Regions from separate parts of the Homo sapiens genome. Here region 1 is linked to region 2. Evidence: read pairs that join two places in POLR2A ChIA-PET (ENCODE). Cell type or tissue: HepG2. All regions are shown on one strand.

The links. ChIA-PET counts read pairs that join two places held together with the same protein. Peaks named below come from ENCODE experiments on the same cell type or tissue, not always from the same donor. Only the 100,000 strongest peaks of a DNase experiment are listed, where the experiment ranks them.
Region 1: POLR2A ChIA-PET joins it to region 2 with 6 read pairs; 4 of 35 experiments call an interaction of 5 or more read pairs at or near these places.

The regions. Positions count from the first base shown.
Region 1 is chr2:127,364,109-127,369,108 of GRCh38, reverse strand. All of the region lies in intron 1 of MAP3K2 (mitogen-activated protein kinase kinase kinase 2), which reads left to right. The region is part of intron 1 of LOC124906074 (a long non-coding RNA gene); the gene reads right to left. Among named protein-coding and RNA genes, the nearest start is that of MAP3K2-DT, 21 kb to the left of the region's middle. In HepG2, no CTCF peak of the experiment used is centred here; no DNase peak of the experiment used is centred here.
Region 2 is chr2:127,452,483-127,457,482 of GRCh38, reverse strand. LOC124907884 (a long non-coding RNA gene) reads right to left here and starts at 1,824. Exons shown (of 2, transcript XR_007087229.1): 1 at 1,594-1,824; 2 at 1-1,317. In HepG2, CTCF peaks have their summits at 3,653 and 3,929 (motif pointing right); DNase peaks (open chromatin) are centred at 2,142, 2,412, 3,392 and 3,932.

The sequences.
Region 1 (5,000 bases), 88 kb after region 2:
GGGCGTGGTGATGCGTGCCTGTAATCCCAGCTACTCCGGAGGCTGAGGCAGGGGAATCGCATGAACCAGGGAGTCGGAGGTTGCAGTGAGCCGAGATCCCGCCACTGCACTCCAACCTGGGCAACAGAGTGAGACTCTGTCCACACAAAAATAAAAAATAAAATATTTGAGAATAATAATACTAGTCACAATTCAACAAGCTGGGTGCAGTGGCAAATGCCTGTAGTGCCAGCTACTTTGGAGGCTGAGGCGGGAGGTTTGTTTAAGCCCAAGAGGTCGAGGCCAACCTGGGCAACATCACAAGACCTCATCTCAAAAAGAAAAAAAAAATACAAATTTAAAAAATAACTTATAACAACTATTTACATGGCAGTTATATTAGGTATTAAAAATAATCTAGAGATGATTTAAAGTATATGGGAGGATATGCATAGTTTATATGTAAATACTTTGCCTTTTTATTTTTATTTATTTATTTATTTATTTTTGAGATGGAGTCTCACTCTGTCTCCAGGCTGGAGTGCAGTGGCACGATCTGGGCTCACTGCAACCTCCACCTCCCTGGTTCAAGCCATTCTCCTGCCTCAGCCTCCTGAGTAGCTGGGACTACAGGCGCATGCCACCACACCCGGCTAATTTTTTGTATTTTTAGTAGAGATGGGGTTTCACCATGTTGGCCAGGATGGTTTCGAACTCCAGACCTCGTGATCTGCCCGCCTCAGCCTCCCAAAGTGCTGGGATTACAGGTGTGAGCCACCATGCCCGACCGCCTTATTTTTATTTTTTTGAGACAGTGTCTTGTTCTGTCACCCAGGCTGGAGTGCAGTGGTGTGATCTCGGCTCACTGCAGCCTCTGCCTTCTGGGTTCAAGTGATTCTTGTGCCTCAGCCTCCCAAGTACCTGGGACTACAGGGGCACACCACCACACCAGGTTAATTTTCCTATTTGTAGTAGAGACAGGGCTTCACCATGTTGGCCAGGCTGGTCTCAAACTGCTGACCTCAAGTGATCCACCCGCCTCGGCCTCCCAGAGTGCTGGGATTACAGGCGTGAGCCACCATGCCCAGCCGATACTTGCCATTTTATATGAGGGACTTGAGCATTTGCAGATTTTGTTATCTATGGGGTCCTGAGACAAGTCCCTTGTGGATACTGAGGGATGACTGTAGTTGGATGCTCCTAAGTCATATTTTATTTTAGATTTGTGACTTAGACGTGTTTAGATGTGTTTCATTATCATTATTTGAGAGTTTCTAATTACTGTAAAGTTTGACTGGCTTTGTTACATTTTAATGGTATTATGGAGGTTTTGTTTTGAGACGGAGTCTCACTCTGTCACCCAGGCTGGAGTGCAGTGGTGCGATCTTGGCTCACCACAACGTCCGCCTCCTGCATTCAAGCCATTCTCGTGCCTCAGCCTCCCGAGTAGCTGGGATTACAGGCATGTGCCACCACGCCTGGCTAATTTTTGCATTTTTAGTGGAGATAGGGTTTCACCATGTTGGCCACGCTGGTCTCAAACTCCTGACCTCAGGTAATATGCCTGCCTCAGCCTCCCAAAGTGCTGGGATTATGGTTGTGAGCCACAGTGCCCTGCCTGGAGTTTTAATCCAAAGTATTTTATTCTAATGTGATAGGGAAATGAGACCTAATGTCTCCTGATTCAGTTTAAGGAGAGATAGATCAACATTATGTTTCATATGATGGCTTTAATGTATATTCTGATTAGGCATTTTAAAGTAACCTGTTAACTCCTTTTTAAAGTTAATAATATCTTATTGTATAATATACATATGTCAGACAGTATTTACAAAACTTCTTAGTTGCTCAGATACTATAAGGAAACAAGATAAGTAGAGGGTTGCTCAGCCTTAGATTGATAAAAATCTACTTTTAGAGATGATGTGACATTAATCCAACCAGTCTGTGATCAGTACATGGCTGCATTCTTTTGACTTCACCCCCAAGCTGTTATGTCTCTTCATATATAATCTTGCCCTGTGATTTGAGAAAGGGTAGGTTAGTTATGTGTTCTGAGATCATGTAATGTATATTAATAAAAATACAAAAATTAGCCGAGTGTGGTGGTGCATGCCTGTAATCCCAGCTACTCGGGAGGCTGAGGCGGGAGATTGGCTTGAATCCGGGAGGTGGAGGTTGCAGTGAGCTGAGATTGTGCCACTGCACTCCAGCCTGGTGACAAAGCGAGACTCTGTCTCAAAAAAAAAAAAAAAAAAAAAAACCCTTGACTGTGGGACAGCTTAGTAATGAACTCCAGAATAGTAAGCATTGAGCCTTAGAAAATAACAGAGAACAGAATTATTCTCATGTTATGAGTGGAGAACCAAGACTAATAAAATACATTTTTGGAAATATGTTAGCCAAAAAGGTAGGGAGTGGGGTGAAGATCTTTTTGGAGAAGGAAAAAAAGTATTGGAAAAATTGTACATACAGTCTTCCTTTATGCCCAGTAGCAACCGAAAAATAATTCAGGGAGACACTTGGATAAGCCCAAAATGATTATATAAAAAAGTGAAGCTTCCTTACTTCAAATGGGGGGAAAAACACATTTTGGGACAAACTATACATCACGAAATATTTTTCTTCTCAGAATTTTTTATTTCTTGTTCTTCCTTTCTCAATCTTCACATTTCTAACTAAAGCATACACGTATCCTCTGAGTATTCTTTTTGTTTTGTTTTGTTGGGTTTTTTTTTTTTTTTTCCAGAGATAGGGTTTTTGTATGTTGCCCAGGCTGTACTCAAACTCCTGGGCTCAAGGGATCCTCCCACCTCAGCCTCCTGAGTAGCTGGGGCTGCAGGCATACACGACCACACCTGGCTAACCCTGGAGTGTTTTTAGCTAATCTTGTTCTTAGTTAATAAATTGGTATTGACGTTTGTTAATCTGTTACCCACTCTAGTATTCTCTCCATTAAATATTGCTTTTTGCAAATGGGAGGATCAAGTAGTGAGATACGACTTTTTTGGAATGAGGGTTACTTGTTCCTTGGAAGCAAAGGAGGACAGTGCAGAACTGATAAAACAAGGTTTGTTTGGAAGCAGTCAAATTGGAGACCAAATGATGTAGATTTTGTTATATATGCAAGAAGATCTCAGAGGGAAAGCTGCAGAGATTTCTTGGTCAGTAGATTGGGAGGAAGCTTGAGTACTTGAATCATTTAAGGGCTCAATCAAGAAAACAGAGCTACTATGATATTATGGAATAAGGGATTTAGGAAAGGAATAGGACTTCATACAGCTGTGGGAGAAACTCCAGAAGTCAGAGTCTGTAGGGCAGGTCAGAGAAAAGCTACTATTCAGCCTCTTTGAAGCAGTTGTGCAGTGGTCAGCTCAGCGTTTACAGGTGAATCTGAGAAGCCAGGTATGCCCAGCTACTGGAGTGGGACCACACACTGGAGCTGGTGAAAAGTCTGTGGAGAGTTGTCACCTCTGTGTAGCTGCCTCTTTTGTGGTCCTCAGTCAAGCTTTTGGTGGTGAACCTGGGGTTGCTGTTTGGTCAGCAGGGTTGGCAATCAAGAAGAGGAGCTGTATACAGAGCAGAGGAGAGCTGCGCAGTCGGCTGGCAACTGCAGCTCTATCTAACCATACTCTTCAGAAAGTCTTTTGCTCTTTGGGCCACCTACCCTATGGAAAGAGGATTCTGGGAAATGTAGTTTGGATGTAACCAGGTTGACACAGTATAAACTGCCACAGCAGTTAAGGATGAAAAGAAACACAGTGGGGGATGTTAAAGTTGTGGGAGTCCATAGTGATGTTTTATGGATCAAGGCTCATAGGAATGTGAGAGAGCAAGTTGCTTAAGCTCTCTAAGCCCACTTCCTCCTCTGTGAAACAGGGAAATGATAACTACCTTATGGGATTGTTGTAAGGATGAAATCAAATGTAAAACACTTAGAGTGTCTGCTCAGTGCAAGCCATTATAAATAGTAGCTTTTTTTTTTTTTTTTTTTTTTTTTTTTTTTTTTTTTTGAGGCAGAGTCTCACTCTGTCGCCCAGGCTGGAGTGCAATGGCACGATCTCGGCTCATTGCAACCTCTGCCTCCTGGGCTCAAACCTCAGCCTCCCAAGTAGCAGGGATTACAGGCATGTGCCACCACACCCGGCTAATTTTTGTAGTTTTAGTAGAGACAGGGTTTTGCCATGTTGGCCAGGCCGGTCTCAAACTCCTGACCTCAGGTGATCTGCCTGCCTTGGCCTTCCACAGTGCTAGGATTACAGGCGTGAGCCACTGCGCCTGGTCAATAGTAGCTTTTATTAGTAGTCATTGCAGTAGTAATGAGAAGAGATTGAGAAATAGGAGGGGTATATTTTTAAAGATGAGGGGAAAGGTGGAGGGAAAAGAAGATGAGTGCAGAATAAAGTAGAAGACATAGTTCCTATATTTGAGGTTATTGTAGTCTAGTGGCAGAGAGCACATGTAAAAATATGGAATAGTTAGGAAGCTGTTCTATGAGGTAATATCCTTTCAGAAAGGTGACTGTGTGATGAGTGGAGAGATGGCAAGTGCTGTCATTCCAGTGTAGCCAGGGTTAGGTGGTAGTGTATGTGAAATGTCTAGCACATCGTCTGACAGTCCACAGACGATAATTCTTTTCCATTATCGTTTATACATGGTAAGATGACCAGGTGAAGAGGACAGGGAGGGCTTAAGCTGGGCCCTTAAAAGATGGTTTGGACAAGTAGAAAAAAGGAAGCATTTCAGACAGCACAGAGACAAAAAGTAGCTATCAATAAGGCATATGGAACACTTCGTAGTATAACTCAGAACCTATTGACTCCTACTCTTTGCTTTTTTTGATTATCTATTTGCTTCTTTTGGTTATCCGAATGGTTTCCTGGGTAAATTGTTTTGAGATGCAAATTAGTAGTAAGATTTACTAAAGAGAGGGGAGATGGGTATTCAAGGGATGAGCAGAAATCAAGGACCAGGAAGGGGGCTCTATTAATAGCAAGTCCTTTGAGAAAAGCAGATAGGTT
Region 2 (5,000 bases):
AAGAAGAATTGTCTTGGGCTCCATGTAAAATACAATAATGATAGCTGATGAGCTAAAAAAAAAAAAATCTCATAATGTTTTAAGAAAGTTTACAAATCTGTGTTGGGCTGCATTCATAGCCATCCTGGGCCACGGGTTGGACAAGCTTGACATAAGGGAGGGTAACATGGTGTGTGCCATTGAGAAACTTCCTGGAGAGACATGACCATGGGAACCGACCTGAGAAGTTTACACAGGCAGTGGAACACAGAAGCAGGGGTTCTGCTCCCGCACACTCCTCCAGCCCTCCGCGTGCCCCGCAGCCCACCGTGCTTCACCACCACCTGTTCTCAGGCAGCCCGTGCACTCTCTCCTGTGTGCTTTGAGTTGGTGTTCCTTGTGTCTACTGTTCTTCCCTTTCCCTACCTCGCTAACTCCTACATCTCATCTCACTAAAATAAGATGCATGTGGCCGGGTGCGGTGGTTCACGCCTGTAATCCCAGCACTTTGGGAGGCCAAGGTGGGCAGATCACAAGGTTAGGAGATCGAGACTTTCCTGGCCATCGTGGTGAAACCTTGTCTCTACTAAAATACAAAAAATTAGCCGGGCATAGTGGTGCGTGCCTGGAGTCACAGCTACTCGGGGAGGCTGAGGCAGGGGAATCGCTTGAACCCAGGAGATGGAGATTGCAGTGAGCCGGTATCACGCCACTGCACTCCAGCCTGGCGACAGAGCAAGACTCCATCTCAAAAAAAAAAAAAAAAAAAAAAAAAAAAAAAAAGATGCGCATATCGGTGCTTTCCAAAATCCAGTCATTGGCAAGCCACATTTAAGATGCTCTCCACATCTAAGCACTATTTGTGATTCAAATCAGTTTTAAAACTCATTCCTTTAGCCTCACTCTGAGCAATCATATTGGTGAAAGTTTGGTTTTCTCATTATATTTTTTTGTAATGCACATTTAGATGCATAAGTAAAAAATTAAAAATTGGTCCACATTCTACTTCAAATCATTTTGCATGTGATACATATGCCATACTTTTGACAAGACCTCTAGCCTGCCTGACGCACAGGGAGCACTGTGAAAGATCTTTTCTTGCTGTAATTAACATCTGTGTGGGTTAGCTGCAACTTACCTGCCGGGAAGCCCTTCTGGGTGACCCCGGAAGTCTCACTCCGCTCCCTCCCCTGCACTGCTTTGAACACGTCTCCAATTTAGTGTTTTCTTAGACCGCAGACGTTGTAGTTGTTCACATGTCTCTCTCTCCGTTAGACCATGAGCTCCCTGAGGGCAAAATGATGTCCTTTTCTCTTCTCCCAGCATCGATAACGGTACCTGACAAATAGTAAGCATTCAGTAAAATTTTGTTGAATGAGTTTCCATAACTGCATTGTAGTATAATTTCTCTTTCTGTGTGTGTCTTTTCTCTGATGAGACTGTTCTAGGAATTTTTATGCCACTCAGTGCCTGCTCACAGCAGGTGTCCAGTAAACTCATGCAAGAATGACTGTATGAACAGATGAACAATGAACAAATGTCAGATATGTCACTCTCAGCCCTGCAGCTGGTAGCAGTTCCCCAGAATCTCCATCTTCCGATAGTGGTCCCCACCTGTGTCATTGTTAGAGGCTGTCACTACTGGTCACGTTCCAGGGTGAACCCAGCCTGTCTTATTGCTCTGTAATCCATCTTCCTGTGGAATGTGGTAATTAGCATGTTAATGAGCTCACAAGGAAACAGTGTTGCAAGAAGAGAGGTTGTTTAGCCGGATGCAGTTGCTCATGCCTGTAATCCCAGCACTTGTGGAGGCTAAGGCAGGAGGATTGCTTGAGTCCAGGAGTTTGAGACCAGCCTAGGAAACATAGAGAGGTTGATATCTGCAAAAAAAAGTAAAAATTAGCTGAGCCTGTGGTCCCAGCTACTTGGGGGCTGAGGTGGGAGGATCACCTAAGCCTCCAGGGGTTCGAGGCTGCCAGACCCTGTCTCAAAAAAATACAATTCATTTAGGGAATCAGGACAATCCTAGGATGAAATGCAGACTGTGACAAAAGAATCCAGCCATATGAAACCAGCTCTCTGAGAAAGGGTGGGGGTGAGCCTGTGGACTTCGCACCCCTGCTTGAACTAAGTGAGCTGTGACAGGCAGTAATCCTTCCATGCCCCGCCTCAGCGGTAAGGTAGCATGTTTACCACCTGCACCACGAGGGGAAAGTTCACCCCTGGCACCCACCAATAGCGTGAAAGACTTGGGCTTGTTCCGTGAGTTACATAGTGACTGAGGAGATCCATTCCAATAATGGGGTGCACATTGTAGCAAAACCAGGCCAATACTAACAGTTAAGTGGGTAATTATCCCTTTAATTAATCCTCCCAAACCATTCCCCTTGGAAGGATTACAGCCTGTCACGCTGACTTAGTTCAAGCAAGGGTACAAAGTCCACGGATCCCTTTAAAGCATGAGCATTTCCTGTAATATGAGATTTGGTCACCCAGTGTTGTTTATTTTTTGGAGTCCAGATTACTATTTTTTTTTTTCTTTTGAGACGGAGTCTTGCTCTTGTCATTCAGGCTGGAGTGCGATGGCGTGATCTCGGCTCACTGCAACCTCCGCTCTTGGGTTCAAGCAATTCTCCTGCCTCAGCCTCCTGAGTAGCTGGGACGACAGGTGCCTGCCACCACACCCAGCTAATTTTTGTATTTTTAGTAGAGATGGGGATTCACCATGTTGGCCAGGCTGGTGTCGAACTCCTGACCTCCAGTGATCCACCTACTTCTGCCTCCCAAAGGGCTGGGATTACAGGCATGAGCCACTGCGCCCTGCCCAGATTACTATTAACGTGGAGAAAGGTAAAAGGGCGATTGTCTACCAGAAGGGTCTGTTTTCCATGAACATGGACCACTGGATCCGTATGGGGGACACGGCCAGATATGAAGGAGGGGCTGTTTCCAGAGGAGACACCTGCTGAGAATTGTCGTCTAACCCTAGTAATTATTGGAACTGTTAAACCAATTTACTAGAGATCATCCAATCTTGAGCGCCCCCCTCCTTAGGATCCAAAGTAACCTTTCTTGTTCATTGCAGGGTTCACATTTAAGGAGATGCCTGGCTGTAGGAAGCTTGTCTGGCTTAGGAGAGGGGAAGTCTTACTGTTCATAGTAATTTGGATTTAGGCCAGGTAGGGTGTTGTTTGTAGAATTCATGGGCAGCACTCTGAGTTTGTCTTTTCTAAGTTTCCAGTAAGTCCAGGCAGCTATGGCCCCTTGAATTGTCTTAGTATTAGTATCATTGCCCCTGAAGAGGACTTTGTCGGAAGCTCTCCTAAGAAACAAGCAGATGGAGTCAGGACTCCCTTAAGCTGCTCAGGGCTTGCCACACCATTGTGTTGCATTCAGCCTGTCGTCTGATAAGCCCACTTCTACATCCCCAGCTGACCAAGACCTTTGGCCTCAGCTAACATTTTCCATTGACAGTCTGCCCAAACCCTTAAGACCCTATGCTAACATAGGGTCAGCAGCCTTCCAAGCCTTAAAAATCCCCATCAACAAGGTATCTGTGGGCCAGGGTCCAAAGCCTTCGCTGGGGGTCATTCCCACCTTCCTCACTAATTGTGCAGGATGCTTTTGCAGGGACACCATTTTTCCATTCCATACTGGGGCAGCCAGCCATTGAGTTTCAGCCCTTTAGGTGGAGCTCCCTCCCCGCCAGAACACTCTAGACAGCCAGCCAGCCCCTTTGTCTTTGGTTCCTGGGTTAGGAGAAACAGGGCCACAGGGCGAGAGAGAAGATGTTTTCTCCTCCAGGCAAGAGTTGTCCCCTCCTTCTTGGTCCTCCCTTTTTGTCTTCTCAGTTGTTATTACTTTGCTGTGGTCACCGGCAAAGCAGATGGTGGATTGATTGCCACTTATCACTGTCATGGTGCTGTCACTCTGCCTTTCCTCTAGAGGACACCAGTCCTCTTCCACAGGGTCCTACCCTCAGGCTCTTCCTTCCTGGGAGTTCAAGCCCCTGCCTCCTGTCCAGCGGCATCCTGGTAAGAAGCAATAGAGCTTGACCCGTGTTTCGTGGTTTGGAGCACCTGTTCAGTAGGACAGCCACCATCTTCAGAGTCCTGCGAGGGTCAGGGATATGACCTTCCTTGTCTTTAGTCACTTTAAGTAATGCTTTAGCTGGCTTAGCACAAGGGTTGGGCACAGCAGGTCCCAGCAGCAGAGGTATCGCTCCAGCTGTGCTTAGGAGACCAGCCTTGGCCTGATGTCTCTGCCTTGTCAGTTCATTCACCTGCTATCACAGTCTCCAGGGATGAGGGCATCCTCTTCTCTAAGAGTTCCCTAAACCAACAGGACACTGTTAGGGAGTCAGGGGTAGTCTGCTCTCAGTGCAGGTACATGCCATCCTCCCCTTTTACTATTCAAGCCCAAATGTCTTATAATGTCCAGCAACTGCCTAGTGGAGGACTCAGGCGGGTGGACTGACCTCCCTCCTGGGCAACCCCAAACCTCCCGCCCCAAAGATCAGTTCCAGTGTGTGGGTTCATTCAAATACTGGTGCTACCACTTGCCCAAGCTAATGAGTGTCTGGGGGAAACCAAACAAATATAGAGTGCCATAGAGCACACAGCAGTGCTATACAAACTGAGTGGAAAGCTTCCAAATTCTGAGTTCCAACCACTTGGGACTGTCCAGGATTCTTTTGCCAATTGATTGTCCTACTGGCTGGGCGGCCCCCATATCAATTTCTTAACCATTTCCAAAACCCTCCCCTTTCTTCACCACCCCTTGTAGCGAGTTCAAGGGATTTTGGGACTGGCTGGGCACAGTGGCTCATGCCTGTAATCAGAGCACTTTGGGAGGCCGAGGCAGGAGGATCACTTGAGGTCAGGAGTTCAAGACCACCCTGGCCAACATGGTGAAACCCCGTCTCTACCAAAAATACAAAAATTAGCCAGGCATGGTGGTGCACGCCTGTAATCCCAGCTACTCAGGAGGCTGAGGCAGGAGAATCGCTTGAACCCAGGAAG